Linked DNA regions of Homo sapiens: all the other regions are linked to region 2. Evidence: chromatin loops called from intact Hi-C (ENCODE). Cell type or tissue: A673. All regions are shown on one strand.

What was found. Peaks named below come from ENCODE experiments on the same cell type or tissue, not always from the same donor. Only the 100,000 strongest peaks of a DNase experiment are listed, where the experiment ranks them.
Region 1: a loop joins it to region 2, with 5 times the contacts of the local background. A loop is called at or near these places in 23 of 110 quality-filtered maps.
Region 3: it touches region 2 in a loop (2.8-fold over the local background); 7 of 110 quality-filtered maps call a loop at or near these places.

Annotation. Positions count from the first base shown.
Region 1 is chr12:63,797,508-63,805,507 of GRCh38, reverse strand. It overlaps RXYLT1 (ribitol xylosyltransferase 1), which reads right to left. Exons shown (of 6, transcript NM_014254.3): 4 at 3,103-3,417; 5 at 104-274. Among named protein-coding and RNA genes, the nearest start is that of RXYLT1-AS1, 21 kb to the left of the region's middle. In A673, a CTCF peak has its summit at 3,311 (motif pointing right); a DNase peak (open chromatin) is centred at 3,337.
Region 2 is chr12:63,416,126-63,424,125 of GRCh38, reverse strand. No RefSeq gene overlaps it. Among named protein-coding and RNA genes, the nearest start is that of LINC03056, 46 kb to the right of the region's middle. RefSeq lists silencers at 3,729-3,788, 3,849-3,898 and an enhancer at 4,423-5,622. In A673, a CTCF peak has its summit at 3,822 (motif pointing left); a DNase peak (open chromatin) is centred at 3,725; H3K27ac peaks cover 390 bases.
Region 3 is chr12:63,099,218-63,107,217 of GRCh38, reverse strand. No RefSeq gene overlaps it. Among named protein-coding and RNA genes, the nearest start is that of AVPR1A, 48 kb to the left of the region's middle. In A673, a CTCF peak has its summit at 3,493 (motif pointing left); a DNase peak (open chromatin) is centred at 3,457.

The DNA.
Region 1 (8,000 bases), 380 kb before region 2:
ACAAATAGAGTTAACAATGCCTCTTTGGAAACCTGTGTTTCTACATAAAGCAACTCTCAGACTGGAGAACAAAATGAATGAATTAAATAAGCATAGAACTTACTGTTCTCTTGCTGAAACCCAACAAAGCTTATCGTTCCCATCTTTTTTCAAAATGTTCATTAGTGCCTGTCTGGATGAATTTTCATAAATCGTTCCTAAGAAATTACATAAATATGGCCTCTCATCATGCAGCATTGACCAACTTGCCTCCACCACAGGAAAATTCCTGTATCTATAAAAATAAATACACATGAATTAACATATGATATAGAATTGGCAAAAATTCCCCATAACCCAATCTCTTAGGTAGCAAGAAGTATACAGAAGAGGTTTAAAATGTGATTTCTAAATCTCAAATTGTAATTTTCCATGAATACTTTGGAAAACTCCCTGAATCTACTGACTTAAAAAAATTGAATTTCACACTGACATCTCTTACAAAAGTGTTACAGAGATGTTGTGCCTAAAGTTATTTGTTTTTGACATTCTTTAACTTGCATTACTCATCTGCAGCTGTTAGGCATGTTACATTCAAAACCTTCAAAGTATAAAGACTCTTCTCTATTCATAATGATCACGATTTAAGCAACATTTTAACCAGGTGATGAAAAGATTACAGAATACTCCAGGGGAGGGAGATGGATGGGGAAAAGGAAGATGTTGATCGAAGGGTATGAAGTTTCAGTTGGACAGGAGGAATAAGCTTTAGTGATCTATCACACAGAATAGGGTGACTATAATAAATAATAATGCACTGTATATTTCAAAATTGCTAAAACAGCAGATGTTATGTTTTTACCACAAAAATTGTTAAGTATATAAGGTTACGGATTTGTTAGTCTGATTTAAGCATTCTACGTTGTAAATATATTTCAAAACATCATTTGTACCCCATTATCATATACCATTACTATTTGTCAATTAAAAAAAAGGAAAGATTATATATTTTGCTATTGCAAAGGGCTCTGAAAAATTAATCCCAAGGGCTTTTCAAGTAGATTAAAACAAACTGACAGATAAAACCATGGTATGCCATACAGGAAAAGTTACCTATTTTTATGAGCATTTGGAAATACCAGGGATTAAACTGTGTACCTGAAATGTAACTTTCACACGAGAACAAAATTTTACCTAACAGTTTGTATATAACAGGGTTTCTTAGCCTCAGCATTACTGACATTTTGGGTTAATTTTTTCTTGTGGAGGCTGTCCTATACATTGTGGGGTGTTCAGCTGTATCCCTGGGCTCTATCTGCTAGATACCAGTTGTGACAACCTCTTTCCTCCAGTTGTGACAATCAAAAACGTCTCCAGGCCAGGCACAGTGGCTCATGCCTATAATCTCAGCACTGTGGGAGTCCAAGGCAGGCAGATCACTTGAGGTCAGGAATTTGAGACCAGCCTGGCCAACATGGCGAAACCCCCTCTCTATAAAAAATACAAAATTAGCCAGGAGTGGTGATGCCCACCTGTAATCCCAGCTACTTGGGAGGCTGAGGCAGGAGAATGGCTAGAACCTGGGAGGCAGAGGTTGCAGAGAGCCAAGATCGTGCCACTGAACTCCAGCTGGGGTGACAGAGCAAGACTTCGTCTCAAAAAAAAAAAAAAAAAAAAGTCTCCAGACACTGCCAAATGCCTCCCGGTGGGCAAAATTGCCCCTGGTTGAGAACCACAGACCTATATAAGAAATATACTGGCCTAGTGCAACAACATCATGATTACCAAGAGGTTCCATCTTATACTATATGAAAACATTTTACAAATGCAGGCTCTGCTCAAAAAATAGATTTTTAAGAGGGTCTTAAACCTGGCTTTACTTAACAAGAACCTTTTTGTCTGGCCTTACCCCAAACCTACTGAGTTAGGGTGTTATAGGAGTAGGCTTGGGAATACATCTCATTACTGGCACAGATGTGCCAGTGACATCTGTGTCGCTAACTAGGCAGCAGTCTAAGGCCACATCCCGCAACCAGGGACAGAATGATGAATAATGAATGTATGATTCAAAAATCATGTCAGTGAGATTTTTCATAATTTATCCACTCAACAAATACAGAATACCTACTCTGCAGGTGCTGTTTTAGGCTCTGTGGATAGAACAGTGAACAAAAGAGACAAAAATCCCTGCTCTCAGGAGGTTTATATACTAGTGGCAACTTATCTTAAAGTCAACTTGCTCTTAATTAAAAACATCCTATTAACAGAAAGATAAAAATATATGTTTTCCATTTTATAGCTGGAGAAAGACTATATCTTTTTTTTTTTTTTTTTTTTTTTTTTTTTTGGTGAGACAGTCTCATCTCACTCTGTTGCCCAGGCTAGAGTGCAGTGGTACAATCTCAGCTCAATCTCCTGGGCTTAAGTGATCCTCCCACCTCAACCTCATGAGTAGCTAGGACTAGAGGCGCCATACAGGAGTCCATGTCACCATGCCCGGATAATTTTTGATTTTTTTTTTTTTTAGAGATAGGGTTTTGCCATGTTGCCCAGGATGCTCTTGAACTCCTGGACTCGAGCAATCTGCCTAGTTGGCCTCCCAAAGTGCTGGGATTACAGGCAGTAAGCCACTGCGCCTGGCCTAAAAGACTGTATCTTGAGAAACCTTAGCTATCATTTAATTAATCCCTCCTTTTATAGAAGAGATTTGTATAAATTCAGCCAGTCTCAAACACAATGGTACGGTATATTCCTGATATAATAATATTGCCTTTTTTTACTATATATAGATACTATCATTGTTTTTAAAAAAATCTATCTGCCATTTCTCTGCTAAATATATTTTTATGGCACTCCTAATAAGCTTGAAAAATCCATTCTATGCCTTGGGGTTTTAAAAGAAAAAAAGTAACTCATCTCCTCATTAAAGAATAAAATACTCTTAAAAACATCATAATTGTTATTGAAGGATGCGACCACACCCTGTTTTTATCTCTGAGAAAGACTGTACCTGGCCTCAATAATCCCAGAAGAACTAAATTTATTACAATTTTGAATAAGTCTTCCTGGTTCAGAAATTCAGGTGTTAGGGCCTAAAAATGTTTAATCATATTTTGTACTTACGTTGCTACTCCTAAAGGCCACTGAAAAACATCCACGTCATTAATCCAGGGGCTGTCATATATTATGAAAAGCAGCTCCACGAAGCCTCCATTTCTTTTGAGGAATGGGTTTATCCACTCATTATCACAATGTTCATTTCCGAGCAAAACAACAGCAAGATGCTGGAGTTTTTGAATTTGCACTAAATTTTGTGCATAAAGTAACCACTGGGTGGCATAAAAGATCTTTGCTTTTTCTCTTCCATTTAAAATGAGTACCACATTATTCACATCAACGGAGAAGTACCCTGGTATTACAGCTGGACCAGTGATGAAGCTGTTAAAAACAACACAACAAAAACAAGAGACAAACAAAGCCTGAACAAAGGTATGTGGTATCAGAAATTCATCATTTTATACAAAATCTACAATGAGATTTAATCCACATTCTATCTAGAAGTAAAATTTCTATAATACAATCTTTTGAACAAGTTTGAATGATGGGGCATAGCTGTAGATTAATGGTAAGCTTTGGCTGTAGGCAGATCAATTTGCATATGATAATACAAAATGTGATAGTTTTGTGTTTTTTTGTTTTTTTTTTGAGGCAGGGTCTCAACTCTTGTGGCCCAGGCTGGAGTGCAGTGGTGCAATCTTGGCTCACTGCAGCCTCAACTTCCCTGGCTCAGGTGATCCTCCCACCTCAGCCTCCCGAGTAGCTGGGACTACGGGTGTGCACCACTACACACAGGTAATTTTTCGTATTTTTTTGTAGAGATGGGGTTTCACCATGTTGCCCATGCTGGTCTTGAACTCCTTGGCTGAAGCAATCCACCTACCTCAGTCTCCCAAAGTACTGGGATTACAGGCATGAACCACCATGCCTGACCTTTTTTTCTGTTGTTGTTTTAACCACACTGAAAATAAATGCTGGCTAGAATTTAAACTCTTAAGCAAAGAAATATAATTGAATAGCATGGAACTCTGTAAAATAATGGTTTAGTTCAAACCAGAAAGGCATTTAAAGTCAGTAGTTCTCAACCCTTTTATGGTGTGAGCTGCTATTACACTCTTCATCTGACTCAATGGATGAGAAAGTGCTGACAAATTAAGAAACGAAGAATGGCATTATAAACATTCCATGAATGTTATATCTCAAAAATATAATGTTAAAAAAAGCAAGGATTAGGACACTCACAAAATATACATAAACTTGAAAGTACAGTCATAAAAATTATTTACACATATATATTTAGGATCAGTATAAATATAAAAATTTGAATGGGAGGATCCACATCAAATTTATGATAGCAATTGTATCTGAGGAGGAAGGAAGATGAAAGGGACTAGAAAACAGTACAAAGGGAGCTTTACCCTTATTGAAAGTATTTAATTTTTTTAACAGGAAAATTAAATATCTGAAGCAAATATGACAGAGAGCTGAAATTTGTTAGTTTTGAATGGTGAGTAAATGGGAATGTGTTGTATTACCATTTTTTTTTTTTTTGAGACAGAGTCTCAGTCTGTTGCTCAGGCTGGAGTGCTGTGGCATGATCTCAGCTCACAGCAGCCTCTGCCTCCTGGGTTCAAGCAATTCTTGTGCCTCAGCTCCTGAGTAGCTGGGACTGCAGGTGCGTGCCACCATGCCCAACTAATTTTTGTATTTTTAGTAGAGACAGGGTTTTTGCCATGTTGGCCAGGCTGGTCTTGAACTCCTGACCTCAAGTGATTCACCTGCCTTGGCCTTCCAACGTGCTGGGATTACAGGTATGAGCCACTGTGCTCAGCCTACTCTCTTTTTAACTGTATTTTTAAAAAGTTTTCATTAAAGGAATAGACATGTATCATAACTCATTTTTTTCATATTAAGTGCTGCCTAGAACAACCAGTACCATTGAAATATTTTCACTAGTATGTATTAAATAGAACAAGTACCATTTAATTCATCTTAAAATTAGTCACTCTTATCCTAGATTCTTTACAACTTGCTTAAACCATTTCTTTATATCCTGATAGAATCTAATTTTCAGCACAAATATACCCAAAGCCTACTTTCATTGCTTCTTACTGCTGGGGATAAAAACATTTGTTCAACGCCTTTTATATACATGATACATAAGCACTTTGCATGGGTCATCATTAACCCCCCCAACAACTCTGAGGAGTTCATTATTCTCTCATTGGCATTTGTGAAATTGCACTTTAGCTGTCAGCTTGTAATGGCAATGACGAGTTCTCAACAAAGTTCTGTCTCACTTCAGAGCTTAAGTTTTTCCATAACTCCATGGTTAACAAATACTAAACAGATATTAGTTAAAGCACAAAACGTAAAAATATATTTTACTATGTGTGCATGTACCATATGATTTATATGACATTATTCTAAAATTATATAACATACAGGGACCAGGACTATGTTTTGAGGACTATGTTTGCCTTGGACAGTATCTAGCACTGGCAATGACTAATGATTCAGTGATAACCTAGTAATTTAAGACAATATGCAGAATCTGAGGGGCTAGAAAAACTAGCAATGATGATGATAATTATGGTATGTTTAAAATATTTATTATTGGTAGCATACGAATACTTTGTATTTCTCTTTTAGAAATATAAGCAGGTATAATTCTTAAGAGCATGAGAAAGTCTTCCAGTCCTCCTTCCCCATGTTAGGCCAATTTTATGAAGGAAAAAAAAGGAAATCTTGAGAGAGGTTCTATGACTTGCATAAAGCTAGCTGACACTAGATAGGAAATGGTACAGATCAGACTCAAATTTGGTTATTTGACATTAAGTCCATATATATCATGTGCCCAAACAATTTCAGAGTGCCATACAGCTGGGTGTGGTGGCTCATGCCTGTAATCCCAGCACTTTAGTTGACTGAGGTAGGCGGATCGCTTGAGTCCAGGAGTTCGAGACCAGCCTACACAATATGGTGAAAACCCATCTCTACAAAAAATACAAAAATTAGCTGGGCATGGTGGTGCAGCTACTCAGCAGGCTGAGGCAGGAGGATCACTTGAGCCCAGGAAGTCAAGGCTGCAGTGAGCTGAGATCACGCCACTGCACTTCAGCCTGGGTAACAATGAAACGTTGTCTCAAAAAAAAAAAAAAAAAAAAAAGAAAAGAAAAGAAAAACAAAGTAGGTTTTAGTCAATGTATTAAAATAAAATATATGAAGCTATTCTCAAATGTAACTTTCATGTGAAAGGAATATCTTTCTAATTTTAGTGATCCACACAAATTAACAAAATGAAGTATGATTCATTCAAGGGCACATTTATACTGTCTTGGTCTTGGATGTCCACAACTCCCTGTGTTTTGGTAATGGTGAAAGCCATGGGGTCAATACTGCGAAGCCAAGGTGTAGGTCAGAGATTCTTAGCACCTTTAGTGTTCCTGTAAATTTTTCAGTGTCTCCCAAGCTAAAAGAAATGCTTAACAGTTCAATTTTTAAAGTCATTAGGTCTAAACAACCTAATAAGTATCTATGTCCTAACAGCTTAAAAGTGACTTAAAAAAATACACAGACACTGAAAGAAAAACTCATATTCCTATTTCATTCTTAACTAATCACAAATATTTAATAGCATGTGTGCACCTGTTGAGCACTATAGAACTTCTCAAACCTTGGAATCAGTGGACACTGTCAGTGTCATTTCCTGTTCCACACTCATTTTTGTGCAGTGCGTGCATTTTATCACGGCAACCATGGAAAACCCAGCTTCACAAAGTCCTGATATTGTTCAAATAAATGCAGGGTAATCTAATGTTGAAACTGTACTGCTTTGAACTTGCAGTTTGCATAGGGCCTGAAAGATATCAAGTATCAGTGTTTCCCATAAATATTTAAAATATTTGGTGATGTCCCACAGTGCCTCCGTCAAGGAACCACAGATCTAAAAGAAGAAACTTTAAGGGCCCAAAAAATTTCATTTGATTCAGATACCTGGGTTGTATGTATGTATGTACATATGTGTGTTGGAAAGTTTGTTAGTCAAACTGCAATGGGTTGAGAAGTAAGGAAGTGATTACAGTGAGTATAGACAAGGATTCTGAAAGTTTTGAAGAGAAGGTGATAAAGCAATAATGAATGAAGTGGAGAATAAAGGAAAGCAAGGAAGTAATGCATGGAACAAGGTCCTAGAAGCAGGTGGGATGCACAGGTGGTGGGCTTTAACCTTGAGCCAGGAAAGATCACTCAATGTTTGAGAGCTTGGAAAGAGATAAGGATGGGTGAGGGACCAGACAGAGAGTAGGTACATGTTACAGCAGCTAGTTAAGAGAGATAATTATGATGTCCTCAATTTTCCTGATGAAAGAGGAGGCAGGGTTGTCTGCTGAGAAAGAGGAGATAGGTAGATGTTGGGTGGTGGGCTAGAGAAGAGTGGACAGATTTGCTATTTCTGTATTTTCTATTTTTGTGTCACATTAGCTACCTACTCATGCAAACTAGAAACTAGGGACTTCTCAGATTTGTTTCCCTCTCTCATCTTCCCATCTAATTAATCCCTAAATTCCGACCATTTTGCTCCTAAATATTTCTCAAATTTGTCCCTGGCTCTGACCCACTACCACTTCCCTATTTCATCCATTAGTTTTATCTCTGTGGGATACTTCCAATCTCCTACTTGGTCTGCCTGCACCCAGCTGTCTCCTTCAAATCACTTTCCCCCATGGCTGCTAAAGAAATCTACACACATAAACACATGACAATACCACTATCCTGCTTAATCATCCTCAATTGCTTTTCACTACCCTAGAATAAAGTCCAAGAGCCTTAATGTGGTACATACAAGGCCCACCATGATCTGGCCCTTGCTCAATCCTCCCCATCTCAGCTACCTTACCTTTTCTTCATGCTCTAGGAATATTGATTGGTTTGCAATTCCATGCATAAACCCAAGTTTATCACTT
Region 2 (8,000 bases):
CCTGAAATCATAACTAAATTCCATTTATGTTTCTCATATGCTGATTCGAACATTCACTAGTTGAATTCTCTGCTTTCAGTGGTTGAAAATGAATTCTTCCAGGGTCGGAGCTTGTAGGCAGGTGTCTATCTTTACAATGACACAATCTATTGCTATCTCTAATAGAAGACTGGTGTTCTTCCATATTTATAAGCCTGTCATACTTGTCTTTCAAGGTTGTTAAACCATGCGTTGGAGTCTTTTTTGAAAAAGCATATTTAAAAATTAATTTCTTTATTTCCAGAGTTTTCAACTTCAAAATATGTGTAACAAAATTGTAAATGTTAGAAAAGTCATCATTAGCCATAAAAATAATAAGCTCAAAGGTAGAAAAAAAACTAAATGTGTTTCAAAAGCCCTTCTTGATTATGAAGGATAGTGAATAAAAAGATATATACTTAAGTATTTTCTCACATACAATAGTGTCATTGTCCTCTCCAATTGTTTACTTTTTCTTTTCTACAGGATACAACAAATTTTATTTTTATGATACCATGACTTGGTTCTGCCCACTCATCATATTCATTTCCTATTTCTTCAGGAGTGGATATTTGTTTGGTTTTTTGTTTTCTTTTATTATGTTTTAATCTTTTTTCTTCTGCAAACAAACAAAACTCACACATATTAACTCTGCAAACTTGTAAATATTGTTGGCTTTTCTGAGGATTTTTGACTTTAGCAATACTATTTCACTGGACTTCAAGACTAGAGAATCAAGAGAGAAGAAAGAAAGGAAGAGTATGGAAAGTGACTCAGAGCTCCCAGTGTGCAGGCACTGTCCTCTTTCAGTCCTCTGCCAGGGTCCTTGCTCCAATAATGGTATTTTAGCTTCAGCACCAAAGAAACTCAGTTTATCTGTAAAATCACAAGCAATTATTCACCCTTGGCCATGGTTGAGTTAATCTAATGGATTTAAGAATTAATTATCTAGGTAGGAGTGTATGTGGGTGGTTTAAAATGTTTGTACATTTAAAGCTTTGTGCGCTTCTAAAGGGGACTGGAAAAAAACGCCTTTTCCTTTGTAAAAATCATGGAACGTGTACAGGCAGCTATCTTTATGAAGGTCAACTTCACAAGCACTTCTACATGAGTTGAAGTTTAATTGGGCAACTGTTGTTTCTAATTTTCCACAGGGTTGCTTTTAATCCTTCAGTATTTTTTTTCTGTTTTCCATTCTACTTTAGCACTATGCACAATGTAGGAGTAAATTTTTTTGTAATGGTGGAGTTGTTTCCTATATCACACCATCTGGGGTTTAAAGTAAGATTCCAAAGTAGAATAAAAAAGCATCTCCCAAGGTCAAGCTCCATGCTCCAATTTCAAGGCTTCTTTGGCCTGCCAATGACCTATGGCATATTAATGCCCTCTCTGCACCTCTGCATTTTTGTGGTGTCTCAGACCATCTACATGGACATCAGAAATGGACATTTCTTTTGTTCTTGAAACATGCAGGGCCTGGGGGAAATTCTGTAGTCTTCCCTCTTTTCTGTGCCCTATTCAGGAAAGGGACATGGATCTTATTTTCCTAAGTCTTCAGATCTGTCTAGGGTCCTATAACCTCTGACATCCCACTTTGACTTTCTCTGGGAAAGGCGTAGAGTCCCTGCAATTTTCTAAACTTTTTGTTTCCTCTCTGATTCTTTCCTTCCTTGTCAGATACACAACAGTTCAGGCATTTATCCTTGGTTGAAACCATCTTGTTTAGTTTTATGTTGACTTGTCTACTGTCAGTCTCTCATCACTAGAAACTAAAGTCCATGAGATCAAGACTTCTACCTCATTCACTTCAATATTCCCAGTGCCTAGAACAGTAGCTAGCACACAGCAGGCACTCCAAATATTTTTGAATAAATGAATGGATTAGGGGCCATTTTATTTAGTCGTAGATAGGATGACTTAAAGAGAACAAACCGGATCAATCAACTGACCAGATGAATTTAAGCAACGTTATCAAGTTCCTTTGACACTAGTTTTATTTCAGAGAGTGATGTAATGTAATTTCCATGGATACAGAGGGTACCAATCTCTTTTTGAAAAAGGAATATCCAAGTGACAGGAATATCCCAGAGTGAAAAGTGTTAGATGTGTGCCAGTGGGGGAAGGAAAGGAAGGACATTTAGGGGAAAACAACTGTGGTTATATTCAAAGATGAAATGTCTTAAGCCCTCAGTTATTACCCAGAGCAGGATTCTGAATCATGAGAAACTGTTCTCAGCTGAATATTCTGCTATAGCTAAGAAGGGCAACAAAACTGTAACCCTGATCAGAACCTTTACTGGAAAGTACACATAAACATGTGCAAATCTCCTTTCAAATAATGAAATAATGGCAAGTACAAGGAGTTGAGGTTAGGTTTAGTGGCTACTACTAGAAACTCCTTGGGCAACCTTGATTTCTGCAATTCAAGAAACTTATGATATTGTTGGATAGGGTCAAGAAAAGTGACAATTACAATTATCTCTTTGATTCAAGACAGTGTGCCTGAAGGGGTTGTTCAATGAAGACTGACTTCAAATATTAGGGTCTTTAGTGAAGAGAGTTGAGAGGAACCAAGAAAGACTAGGAAATATAAATAAAGCCAAAATAATGATAACAGAAAAAGGAAATGAAAATATATTAAGCACTAATGCTAAGCTAGTTGCTTATATAATCAAATTTAATATTCACAACAGCTTCATAAGCCAAGACACTATTATTGTCATTTCACAGAGGAAGACATTGGGACTAAGAAATGGTAAGCAATTTCCTAGACTCACACCCCAGATCTGACTTCAGAGCCTCTGTTCATTCCATTTTTAATGATTGATTCATCAAATCTTGTTATATCTGAACTAGTATATTTGCAGGACACCTTAAAATGAAGGAGAAATAAGTTTAGGACAAATAGATTAGAACTACTTCTAATGGCTATTAGTGTGATATGACTTGTGATGTAAATGAGCCAAAGATAATGCTATAGTTTGAATGTGTCCTCCAATTTCATGTGCTGGAAACTTAATCCCTAGTGCAACAGTTTTTAGAGGTGGCACCTTTAAGAGGTGATTAGGTTATGAAGGCTTTGCCCTCATGAGTGGATTAATGCTGTTATTTGGTTGGTTATCAAGGGGGTGTGTTCCTAATAAAAGGATGAGTTTGGCTTCCTTCTTTCTCTCTCTCTCTCTCACCATGTTATGACACAGCAACGAGGCTCTCACTATATGTGGACCCTCAATCGTGAACTTCCCAGCCTCCAGAATAATGAGGCAAATACATTTCTGTTCATTATAAATCACCCAGTCTGTAGTATTTTGTTATAGCAGCACAAATAGACTAAGACAGATAGCTTCTGTATATTGATCACTTGGCTATTTAATATTTCTTTAGTGCAGGCTGAGCAGCAGAGCAAATTCTAATATTTACACATCCAACTGTTTGAAACAAACACCAAATAGCACATTTTTAGCCATTTAGAGCCTGCCTGTTTCGAATATTCTGTGAAACTGTGCCCAATGTCTGCTAGCAAATTGTAAGATAAGCCTGGAGCCATAAAGACCGTAAGCTACAGTCCCTTTGGAACTCTGTATTTGGAGAGTCCCTGTTGTGCTGCTGACATTGCCTAGACACATAACCACCTATTTAATTTCCCTCTTCCTCTAGAGTTCCCTTGCTCTCCTCCCTTTGTGAGTAGTTATCAAGCTGTAGCCTCCAGATAGACTCCTGCTGTGAGGGACTTCCTCACCATGTAAATCCGTCAAAGTGAAGTGCTGCTCAGTAAAGATGTGTGTGCTACTGCCACCTCGTGGTCACATGTTTTTTCTTGATCAGCCCAGCCCGCAGATTTCTAGAACCCCCTACGTGAATGAAAATGTTTTTTAAAAAATGTCTTGATCTTGATTGATATCTGAGCCACTCCTGATTATTGGGGAAACTACACCATTTGGGAAGCTCCTTTATCTTAAGGAATTGATGTCAAGAAGACTAATCATACTCAAAAGCAGCTTTTAAAAAATAAAGTAAAATAGGTTACTTAAAGTTAAGCCTTCTCAGAAACTTTAATATGTGTATCCTTTCCATGGCTCTCAAAAGACCTCTAAACATTGACCTAAAGTATGTTTAATAAGAAATTATCTCTTATTATTATCAGAAAGTGGGTCTTAGTGTTGGAGACCAGAATATGCCACCCCAAAATATGCTTCTTTGGCTTAAGAATTATTTTGAGTTAATTCTTTGGAGAAACTATAGACACAGGAGAAGCTTAAAAACAGAGCAGAAGTTACCATTTGTAAGAGAAATTTACATCTATAAGGGAAATCTCCATTTGTAAGGGAGTTTCCTCTTTGCACTAGCAAGAGAAAGATGGCTCTAAATCACTAGACATTCTTACCTATGAAGAAGGCACTGACTTAAATCTGCCCAATGTAATAAATAAAGTTTCAGTGCCACAAAAGAAATGCACTCAAATATAAAATTTTCTTTTTAATTCTCAGCAAGGCAATGTGCTTCTATAGAAGGGTGCGCCCTTACAGATGGAGCAATGGTGAGCGCACACTTGGACAAGGGAGGGGAAGGGGTTCTTATCCCTGACACACATGGCCCCTGCTGCTGTGTTGTTCCTCTATTGGCTAGGGTTAGACCGCAGAGGCTAAACTAATTCCGACTGGCTAATTTAAAGAGAGTGACTGGGTAAGTTGTTTGGCGGGAAAAATGGTTATGGCAGAGCAGGAAATCAGAATGAGTCTGGGCGGAGAATGAGCAGGTAATTGGAATGAGTCAGGGTGGAGTAGGCAATCAGAATGAGTCAGAGTGGAGCAGGTAATCGGAATGAGTCAGAGTGGAGCAGGGAATTGGAATGAGTCGGGGTGGAACTGGTAATGGGAATGAGTTAGGGTGGAGCAGGTCATCGAAAAAGGTTGCTTTATGAGGAAGTTAAGTTTAAAAGTAGAAGACAAATAATTGAACATACTGACATATTGATTCCTTGAAGAGAAATTTAGAACTCATATCTAACACTAACAAAACTTACATTGGTTTACTCTGCTTTTCCTGGTCACCTCCCCATAACTAGTACCATAAACACCTTTCTTTCAGCTAAAGATGGTATTTAAGGCTGAATTCAAAGCCACCTTTTTGAGATTTTCTCATTTCTTTATCTCCCGTGTATACATGAGATATATAAGATAATAAACTTTTTTTCCTCTTGTTAATTTGTCTTTGGTTATAAGGATCTGTCCCAATTAAGAAATATGAAGAGTAGAGGGAAACTTACTTCTTTCTCCCCTGTGCTGGTCAGGGCTTAAGTCTGAGCTAAGGAGATTATTTTTTTTTTTCATTTCACAACCTTGTTGATCCATCTCATTGAATGTTCCTTTCTGGATGCCTTCATAGCTCTACACAGGCACCTTGAAGTGCAGGGAAAGCCAACATTTCTAAATAAGTTTTAGAAAAAAGAAATTCCTTATGCTCTAGAGTATATATCTCTTACAAAATTTCTTTCTGATTCAGGTTTTAAGGATATAGCTTACTTATGAGTCCATATTAGAATCCATGACTCCTGACTCCATTCATTCTAGATTACTTTATAGGAGCATGAAAGGATAACCATACATCTTCATGTGTGCTCTCTCTTTAGATTTAGATCTGCTATTAGGAAACCTGCCGGGTTAAGTGAATTATCAGTTGTTAATGTTATATCATCTTTTCATAACAGAATAGCCTCATACTTTGAGATTCTTGAGTCAGTAAGCTACCTTTTTGCTTTTTTGACTTAGGATAGTTCTGACCTGGTGAGGTGTGCTCACAATGAGGTTTCCTCTAAAAGTTATTTTTCTACTTTCTTCTGTTAGCAAATTCACTACAGATTGAATGCATTTGGGCAAATCTGTGGGTTACTGGATGAAGGATTTTTATAGGAAGGCTATGGGTTGTCAGTGGCCTCCGTGCTTTTGGGCATGTACATCTAAGGCTATGCCCTTGTTTACACTGACCAAAAAATAGAATGGCTGCTTAAGGAGGGTAAAGCTAGGACACGGGCAGTTACTAACAGATGTTTTAATCTTTCCACCTATTGGCTTTCTGGTAATTGCCAAATGAGGGGGTTTGGCTCGTCTTGCGTGAGCTTTTTTTATATAAGGGTTTTGTTTTTAGGATATAAGAGTCTATCCATAGACAACAGTACCCGACCAATCCTAAAATTTTCGAAGTTCTTGTTTGTCTCCGGCAGAGGCAAGGATATGATACCTTCAATCTCTTAAGCTCAATTCTCTGTTTGTCTTTGCAATTAAATGACTTGTTCTAATATTTGACTAAATAAATTTGGAGATTCTGTAAACCCTTGGGGTAAGACTGTCTATTGGTCTTGCTATTTTCGACCAGAGTGAGGATCTTCTCACTCAAAGGCAAATAGATCCTGGCTGTCCTCTGCCAACAACCAAGTCCAGAAGGCATCTTTTAAATCTACTACTGTAAACCAGTGGTGACTGGGGATCCTACCGATAATAGTATAAGGATTGGGAACAACAAGGTGGGTAGTTTGGACTATTTGATTAATAGCTCTAAGGTCTTGCACTAAGTGGTATGACCCATCTGGCTTCTTTACAGGCAGTATTGGAGTGTTATAGGGAGACATACAGGGTTAAGAAGCCCACACGGAGAAGACATTCAATTATCAATTATAGGTTTTAAATTTACCCTGGCTTTTAAAGGAATAGGGTACATTGCTTTCTCTTTACTATTCCCCCAGGGGTTTTTAAGTAAACATAAACTGGAGGAATCTGTAACTTTCCTCAATTCCTGTCTTTTGGCCATATCTTGGGATGAATGTGTTCTTCATCTGCAGTGGTGAGCAATAGGGAGAGGTGGAATTTTCCATGATTGATTTGGAGGCCTAAGCCTAGTTCTAGCATTAAATTTCTTCCTAATAGATTTGTCCCTGCTTCCAGAATTAACAGAAATTTAATATTAGCTGATTTGCTTTTATATATGACTTTTGTTCTTTTTCCTATTTGGGACATTCTCTTTTGAGATGACCTATTTTTAATTGGAAACATTTGTTTTGTCCTCTTTCTCTCCCTTTGCCTCTCCCTCTCTCTTTGTCTCTCTCTGTTTCTCTCTTTCTCTCTCTCTCTTTGGCTCTCTCTTTCTCTCTCTCTCTCTCTCTCTCTCTTTGACTCTCTCTCTTTGACTTCCTCTGTCCCCTCTGTCATTCTCTCTCCTGTAAGGTTTTTTTTCTCTCTACCTTTGAGTCTCCTGGCTTTACTCTTTTTACCCTTTATATTGCTTGGAGAGTGGGGGTCTAGGTTCTTTATAGGTTCTGGCCCCCTGGGTAGTTTGTTATATGGTAGACAGCAGAATTTTTGCCTTCTGCTTTTGTTTTTCTTCATCTCTTCTTACATATACTTTTGGGGCTTCTCTTAGAAGGTCTTCTATAGGTTTATCTTTCTAATTCTCTATCTTTTGTAATTTCTTGTTAATATCTGGCCAACTTTTAGTGACAAAATGAAGTTTTAACATTCCTTGCCCAAGAGGATCCTCAAAACCAAGACCAGTATATTTTCTCATTTGTTCCTTTAATCTGTCTAAAAATTCTATAGGCCCTTCATCTTTCCCTTGCTGTATATCAAATATTTGGGTAAGATTCTGGGTTTGGGGTACTGATTCTTTAATCTCCTTTATTATCAATTCCCTAAGGTCCTGCATATTTTCTTGGTAGGCTGTGTTGTTATTGTCCCACTGGGGATCTTGGGTGGGAAATTTTTGATATGCTGTAGGAATGTTTTGGCCAGGAGGGTGTTCACATTCCTAGGCTCCCATAGCAGCTCCACGGATCATGCCTTTCTTCCCCTGAGAAGAGGAGAAAGGGAAGTTCTGAAGATCCTTTTTACATTGCTCTATCTCACGCTGAAGTCCTTTTAGGGAAGGGTAGGCTGATAGTGGGCTCTTGGGACGATTCCCAAAAGGCAGGGTTATAAGGAGGGGGGGACAAT
Region 3 (8,000 bases), 320 kb after region 2:
TTAATGACTTACCCGACACGTAGGTATCCAATAAATGTCTGCTAAATGGATACATGAGTGAATAAATGATGAAGCAACACCACGGAGGAAACTGCAGAAAGTGATCAAGGGACTAGGGTGACAGACCGACCTTCAGCAAGCAAAAAGACACTTCTGGAAAGGTCGGGTAGGAGGGAAAAATGGATTTCCTTGCCAGGGCTCTCTCACATTGATAAATTAATTTTTTGATCTGGCGAATGTGAGTATTTACGAATCTGCTAATTATTATGCATTAGGGTTTTATTTACTGTTTCAATGCTTCTTAAAAATGAACATTTTCAGGAAGGTAAAATATATTTTGTCTGGCCTTCTGGTCTATTTTACTGTCATACTACTGCTTAAAAGATATTTAAGCCCCCTAAGAACATAAACCTTGACTCTTTTTATCCCTTACAACAGGGGTCCCCAACACCCAGTACTGGTCTATGTCCTGTTAGGAACCAGGCCGCACGGTAGGAGGTGAGAGGTGGTTAGGTGAGCGAGCATCACTGCCTGAGCTCCACCAACTGTCAGATCCGTGGCAGCATTAGATTCTCATAGGAGTGTGAACCCTGTTTTGAACTGTGCATGCGGGGCATCTAGGTTGCATGCTCCTTATGAGAATCTAATGCCTGATGATCTGAGGTGGAACAGTTTAATCCTGAAACCATCCCTCCACCCCCAGTCTGTGGAAAAACTGCCTTCCATAGAAACTGGTCCGTGATGCCAAAAAGGTTTCAGGAGAAAGGCCTGGGCTATATAAATTTGGGAATCATTGTCATGTAAATGGAACTTAACACAATAAGACTAAATGAAAGCACCAAGGGATAAGTATAAATAAGACAAGAGCTTCAAGAGTGAGACCTTGGACACTCCAAGTCTGACATGAGCACTCCAACATTTACAAGAAGTGACCTATGAAGTAGGAAAGTAGGAAAGTAGGAAACAAACAAACAAACAAAAAAAAAAAAAAAAAAAGGTAAGCAGAGCCTGGTGGCCTGAAAGTCAAGTGGGGGAAGTATTGCAAGGAGGAGAGAGTGATCTCTTTGAGGAAAGCCCATTGAATTTAGGAAATTAAAGAACAATGGATGTCACTGATAACTTTGATTAAAATGTTTTGGTAGAATAGTGGGGATAAAAGCCCATTGAAGTAAGGGCAAAGGAAAATGAGAGGAGAATCCTCAGAAACAGAAAGTGTAGACAACTCTTTAGAGGACTATTCCTGTAAAGAGAAATAGAAATGGCACAGTAGCTAGAGGGGAATCACCAAAGGCTTTGTTTGGATTTGGTATTTAACATGGGAGCTACTGCAGAATGCCTGATATTAAGAAGAATGGTACAGTAAGAGAGGGTGAAATCAATGATGCATTAGAAAGAACTTGCATGAGGTTCATAATTACTAGTAACTAGATGATTCAGTTAGAAGTTGAGAAATGATGGGGTGGATCTAGGAGACATGTGGAAGGGCTGGGCTTAGAGATGCAGAGAGTAACAGCAAGGAGGGAAGAATATGGGCATGCATAGGCTGATAGGTGCAGAAGCTCTCTTCTGAGTCCTGTTTTCTTAGTAAAATAGGAAGCAGAATCATCAGATGAGAATGAAGAGATGAAAAAGGGATGGAAGTTCAAGGAGAAGGAAGAAAATGTGAAAAAATTGCCTAGAACTTTTTTTTAAATTCACAGCATGTTTTATATCCCAAACTGGCACAGATGTGTGTATATAAATGTACATACAAATATAAAAGAAACAAGCATTTCATGAAATAGTGTTTATCCTTATTTTATGCTGTGTACCCTATTAAATTCTATTCAGCTTTAATCTATTTAAGTTTTTAAATGCACAATTTGAAAAACACTTTTCTAGAGAATGGGAGAATGAACGGACAGTATGATGAAGCAGAACTACCAGGTAGCCCAAAGATTCCACTTGAGTTAGTGATAACATAAATTTAACATGGGCCTGGTAGTCATGGCTGTAGGTTTTTATCCAGTCATATCCAGGTGCAAGGAGGCAGGCATGGAATAGGCAGAGAGTTAGATGTAACTGGGTTGGGGTTTCCCAGGCACTGTAATAAAGGACAAAGCAAGGCCATACATAAATATGCAAGAAAGTTATAACAATGTGAAAGCATGGAATCCCTTCCATATAAGGCTGTAAAGTGAGGTGATGAGGAAGAGCAAGAGAAGGAGAAAAGGTGACCAAAGCAATGGACTGAAGGTCCAGTGGAGTTGGGAAAGTGAAGACAGGGCATCTGAGAGTATTTTGATAGAATGCAATGGTAAGGATGTATATGCTAGAAACCGAGATTAAGGTAGGGATGTAGTTGTTGGTAAACACAAAGGCAAGGGTTGTGACCATGGGAATGAGTGACTGAGGTAAGGTGGGGGGAAGATCCCTAAAGGAGAGGAGGTTAAGAAACCTGGAGCCCATGTTTCAAAATGATCATCTGTCTGGATACTGAAATAACCAAAACTTGTCACAGGAGTTTTAGGGGGAAATTGACAGTGAGCCAGGATCTAAAAACATTATAGAAATGAAGAGGAGAGACTAGAAGTAGATGACTGCAGTAGGAAGGGGGGTTGTGCAATCGTTGGATGACAAAGACTTCAAAGCTGGGGGTTAGAGAGGTGGAGAGGAGAATTGTTGGAGACAGCGATGAGGGGCTGGCCGGCATCTACTGGCCCCCAAGGCCTGGTAGTCAGAGGGGTATGGGAAGAAAAGCTACATGCAAGACAGCACGCTCCTCACACTAGAGCCAGGTTTCCATTGAGCAAAAAAGCAAACAGTGTTCAGAGAAGAAATAAAGGATCTGGGAATTTTGCAGATGGTGGATTTTGAATTCCGGATAGCATGGTGGAAATTTTCCAAAATAGGGAGGAATGAGAGATGGGCCAGGGTAGCAGATGCACAGAGCCATGTGGGGATGATCCCCTATGTAACTGATGATTTTCTGCAAGTGACTCAAGAAAGGAAGCTAAATTAAATAAGGTAAGACAAATGCCCTGAGCTTACAGCAATGTCAGGCCTTTGGGTATAGAAATAATACGGAAAATTGCTTTGATTCTTTTTTCCTTAGACATTATCATCATAGTTGGCATTCATGTTACATTGTTTACCATCTTTTTACGACTCATTCTATTTTAAACAGATTTTTCTCATTCTTTAACATGTTTAGTTTTTTACCTAGAAATAAGTACAATAAACTTAGCAACCTAATTGAATTGTGTGGAGAGGAAAAACAGTTTACTTGATATTAACTCAAGAACCAAATGGTTTAAATATTAGAAAGTTGTTCATTAAACACGAATATGCCACACGAAAAAGGTTGCAGTTCTGTGACAATTAGTGCACTTCAAAGAAAATCCAAACTTATTACAGAGGTACCACAGAACCAACTAAAATTCTCCCAAGGACAAGAAAGCATGCATCAAAAATTTTCACTTTACAAAATGCAACGTGGGCTCCACCCACTGGAAATGTTATGTTACTGCAATGTTGCCCTTTAACATTGACAAATACAGATTTGCATTCATTATTATTATCGATTAGTAGATATGATGTATTGATTGTCTTCTATATACCAGGTACTGTGCTAGATTTTGGAGATACAATAGTAAACATGAAACACAAAATATCTGTCTTCATGGAGTATATATTTTAGTGTATAAGTATAAAATTTCATATTTTGCTCACTATAAAAAACTACAGGCCAAATCTGTGTAAGAGGTATCCTGGATAAGAATGAACTCTAAGACATTAGAAACTTGATGAATAAAAGCTGGGGAAAAAGCTTGTTAATTACATTATCAAAAATGTTCAGTTTCTAAAGTTAGAAATATCAATTCACCTTTAGGGCATAATGTTCTCTGTGGCAATAAAACCACACATTCCATGTGACCACTCTCAGCTTTCATTCTTTGTGTACAGTTTTATGAATCTCTATATATGCATAATTTTTTTGTATTTTAGTTTTCACTTTTCAAAACTGGTGTCATACTGTATGTAATTGGGGAATGGCTTCCTTTTTCATTTTCTATTATATTGTTAAAATTCTTCCATCTTAGAGTTCCTTTGTTTTAGCTGCTCTACAATGTTCTGTGGTGTGAATGTACCACAGTTCTTTTGCCACTCTTCCACCAATGGGCATTTAGGTTTTCCCTATTATAAGTGTCACTGCTGTGAGTATGCTGTGCATATCTCCAGGTATAGGTGTATATGAGAGATTTTCCTAGGTATGTACTTAGGGGTGGAATTGCTAGGTCACACCCAGTATGCAAATGTTCAACTCTGAGAGAGTGACAAAATGTCATTTAGAATGACAGCAACAAATTACACTCCTTTCAGAAATGTATAACAAATCATTTGAAACCAAAGCCTTTCAAACACTTGGTATTTTCAGATTTTAAAACATTTGGCAGTTAAATGCAAAACGGTACATGGTACCTCACTATGGTCTTAACTGGGATTGCCAATGATGTCAAAAATGTCATTGTGGCTTTATTTGCCACACGTATATCCTCTTGTGCAGAATGTTTGTTCATGTTTCACCTCCATTTTTATGTTGTATCATTCATGTTTTTCTTATTATTTGTAAGAGTTCTCGATATATTCTTTTAACCTTTTATTTTAAAATAACAAACTTTCAGAAAAGTTGAGAGAAAAATACAAAGCATTTCTGTCTCTATCCTTTACCCAAATTCCATAGCCGTTAACATCTTATCACATTTACCTTATAATTTTTATTCTTTCTCTTACCCCCCTTTCTCTCTCTCACCCTTTTCTCTTCCTATGTATGCGTGATTTTTTTTCTCTGAACCATTTCAGAGTAAGTTTCAAATATGAGGCAATATTATTCATCAATACTTTAGTATATATTTCCTAAAAATAGAGATGGTCTTCTACACAGGCAAATACAACCATCAAAATCAGGAAAATAACATTGATATAATACTATCAAATCCACATGCTCCATTTAGATTTTGCCAATTGTCTCCCTCATGGTCCAGGGTGTAGTCCAGGATTGAATACTGCAAAGAGTTCCACATCTCTGTCAGGCGAGGTGTCAGAGCCTCAGCAATGGAAAGTGACTGACTCACAGGGAGTAAGAATAATTTATCCACAACAGCATGGTTTTGAAAAGGAAAGTTTTGATAGATGGAATGCTACAGAAGAGTACAGCCGGGCATCTCAGCAAGAGAGGACTGAGTGCACCATGGTGGATTTTTTCCTTAGGGGTATTTATGGACCTTAAAGTGGGAGTTAAGGGTAATTTAAACCATATTAGCCACATAGTCATGATAAGTGATTACATTTGTAGACATTTGGGTGCCTTGATGTCATCAAGGGTCACACAGTCAGTTTCAACATGCATGCATTCCAGAGATGTATAGAAGTTCTAATTACTTATACATTTGGGGTGAAAGAAGCCTGCTACCAGATGTCAGCTTTAGATAATAGAGAAGTCTAATTACTCTTGAATTCCTCAGAAAAGGAGTTTTGTCTCTGGATTGTCTGCTTGATGGCCTCGTGGTGGTCTTTGCTCTCCTCGGTCTTCTTCACTCTGGAGCAGCTCTTCTGTCTTGTCTTTCATGACCTCAATGCCTGTGAAAAGTACAGGCCAGTTGCTTTGTAGAATGTCCATTGTTTTGAGTTTGGCTGGGGTTTACTCATAAGCAACTTGAGGTTTTACATTTTTGGCCCCAGAACACTGCTGAAGTGATACTGTGTCCTTCTCGGTGCAGCACATGAGGAGGCACATGACGTTGATTTGTCCCATTACTGGCGCAGTGAACTTTTAATACCTGGTTAATTTGATGTATGCCAAACTTCTCTACTATAAAGTTATATAATAATTTTGAACTTATTACTTAATATCTAATCAATAAGAACTTGGGGAGTACTTTGATATGATGTATATATCTACCCCATATCTATCCCCCTGCTGTTATCTCACTATCTTAATCACTACAGTGTGGGAGCCAAGGGGGAATCTTGGCCCTCTGAAGTTTCACTGAAAAATCAACTTGCAAAGGCACAATACACAGGAGTCTTCAGAAGGAAGACCCAACCTGACAATAAGGTACAGAAGCTTATATACCATCTTGAGGTTATAGAGAGAGTGAGGGCTCAGAACATGGCCAAGAACAGGTTATGTTGGTAAATCAGGTTTAATGAGAGGTTTAAAAGGAGGTGGCCTGGCTAGCAAAGGTGGCCTTGTTATGTGGCTGAAGCCTCATAGATAGCAGTCCTCAGAGAATAGATGGTAAATGTCTCTCTTCAGACCTTTAAAGGTGCCAGACTCAGTTAACCTCACCTAGGGCTGGGAAATGCCTAGAAAGGGAAGGTCTGGCTACATTAATGAGGATTCTCTACAGATGCAATACCCTCCCAACTCAATCTGCTGGCCCTGCAGCAGCCATTTCAAAATAAATCAAGAAAATATATTTGGGAGTGAAATATTTTAGTTTCCTTCAACAGCTTCATAGTAAGTTCTGATACCTGCTACTTCAGAAGCATTCTGGCTACTTTTGACCCTTTACCCTTCCATATAAGTGGTGAAATAAGCATAGAAAGTTTTACGGTTTTGATTTCAATTGCATTGAATCTATAATTCAAGTTGGGAACAATTGGTGTCTTTATTATATTTTTTTTCCTTTCCATAAACATGATATGTCTCTCCATTAATTCAGGTTCTCTTTTTAAATCTCTTATCAAAATTGTATAATTTTTCCCGTGGAAATCATCTTGAAAAAAATGCCCCAAGCCATTTGAACAACTGGTTTTAGGAGATCTAGAGCTGAGATTTGAGACAGGAAGAAGCATGTGAAAGTAGAAATCCTCACTTCCAACTGGAATTAAGCCTAGATTAAACTAGGTTTGGTTCCACTGTACTTGACATGTGTGTTGAAGTCCCATTTGTACATAATGGGTAGTTGAGCCTAATAGGGAAACATGCTTGGCTTTAGATACCTCAAATAGAGCTAAAGCTCCACCACTGCCTCCTCCTTGCCTAAACTGAGACTAGTGTTCAGCTTTCCCTCCTGAGAAGTCAGTAGAAGTTGGAGTGGATACAGAGACTGGTGAGAGCCAGGAGAGAGAAGCCTGAGAAAGCAGAAGGGCCTGGGACCAGAATGCTTTTATCCCTCATGAATGATGTTGTTCTGTGGAAGAAATGGGCCATGCTGGGCTGGATGCGGTAGCTCATGCCTGTAATCCCAGCACTTTGGGAGGCCGAGGCAGGCAGATCACTCGAGGTCAGGAGTTCAAGGCCAGCCTGGCCAACATGGTGAAACCTCATCTCTATTAAAAATACAAAAATTACCCGGGCATGGTGGCGTGTGCCTGTAGTCCCAGCTGCTCATGAGGCTGAAGCAGGAGAATCACTTGAACCTGGGAGGCAGAGGTTTCAGTGAGCTGAGATCGTCCCACTGCACTCCAGCCTGGGTGACACAGCGAGAGTGTGTCTCAAAGAAAAGAAAAGAAAAAAGAAAAGAGGCAGTACTGAGCAATGAGGACTGTGGAAGGGAACCACAAGGAGGACCGTGGGAGGAGATATTTAGGAAACAAGGCAACAATCAGAAGAAAAGATCCGAAGCCAGCCCAATTTTACACTTCCATCTTTTCTCAGGAAACCGATCGCCAGGCCTCTCAGATGCCATCGGGGAGCTGAGGCTTTCTAGATCACTGCACCCAGACAATGAGATGCATCTGTTGCCTGTTGATCAATTCCCCTTCTTACCCCTCCCTAATTCCTATTTTCTTATACGTGGTTACAATAAGACGCTGGACCCTTCATTCAACCACCTGCTGCCTGTTGACCAACTCCTCTTCCTTGCCCCTTCTGTTTTCCTTCCCAGCTATGTAAACCCCTGACCTTAGTTGAGAGGGAGGGATGGATTTGAGACTTGGCTCCCATCTCCCTGGTTGACATCACCCATAAAATAATAAAGCCTTGTTCCCTGGCAACACACGTTGTTTCTTTT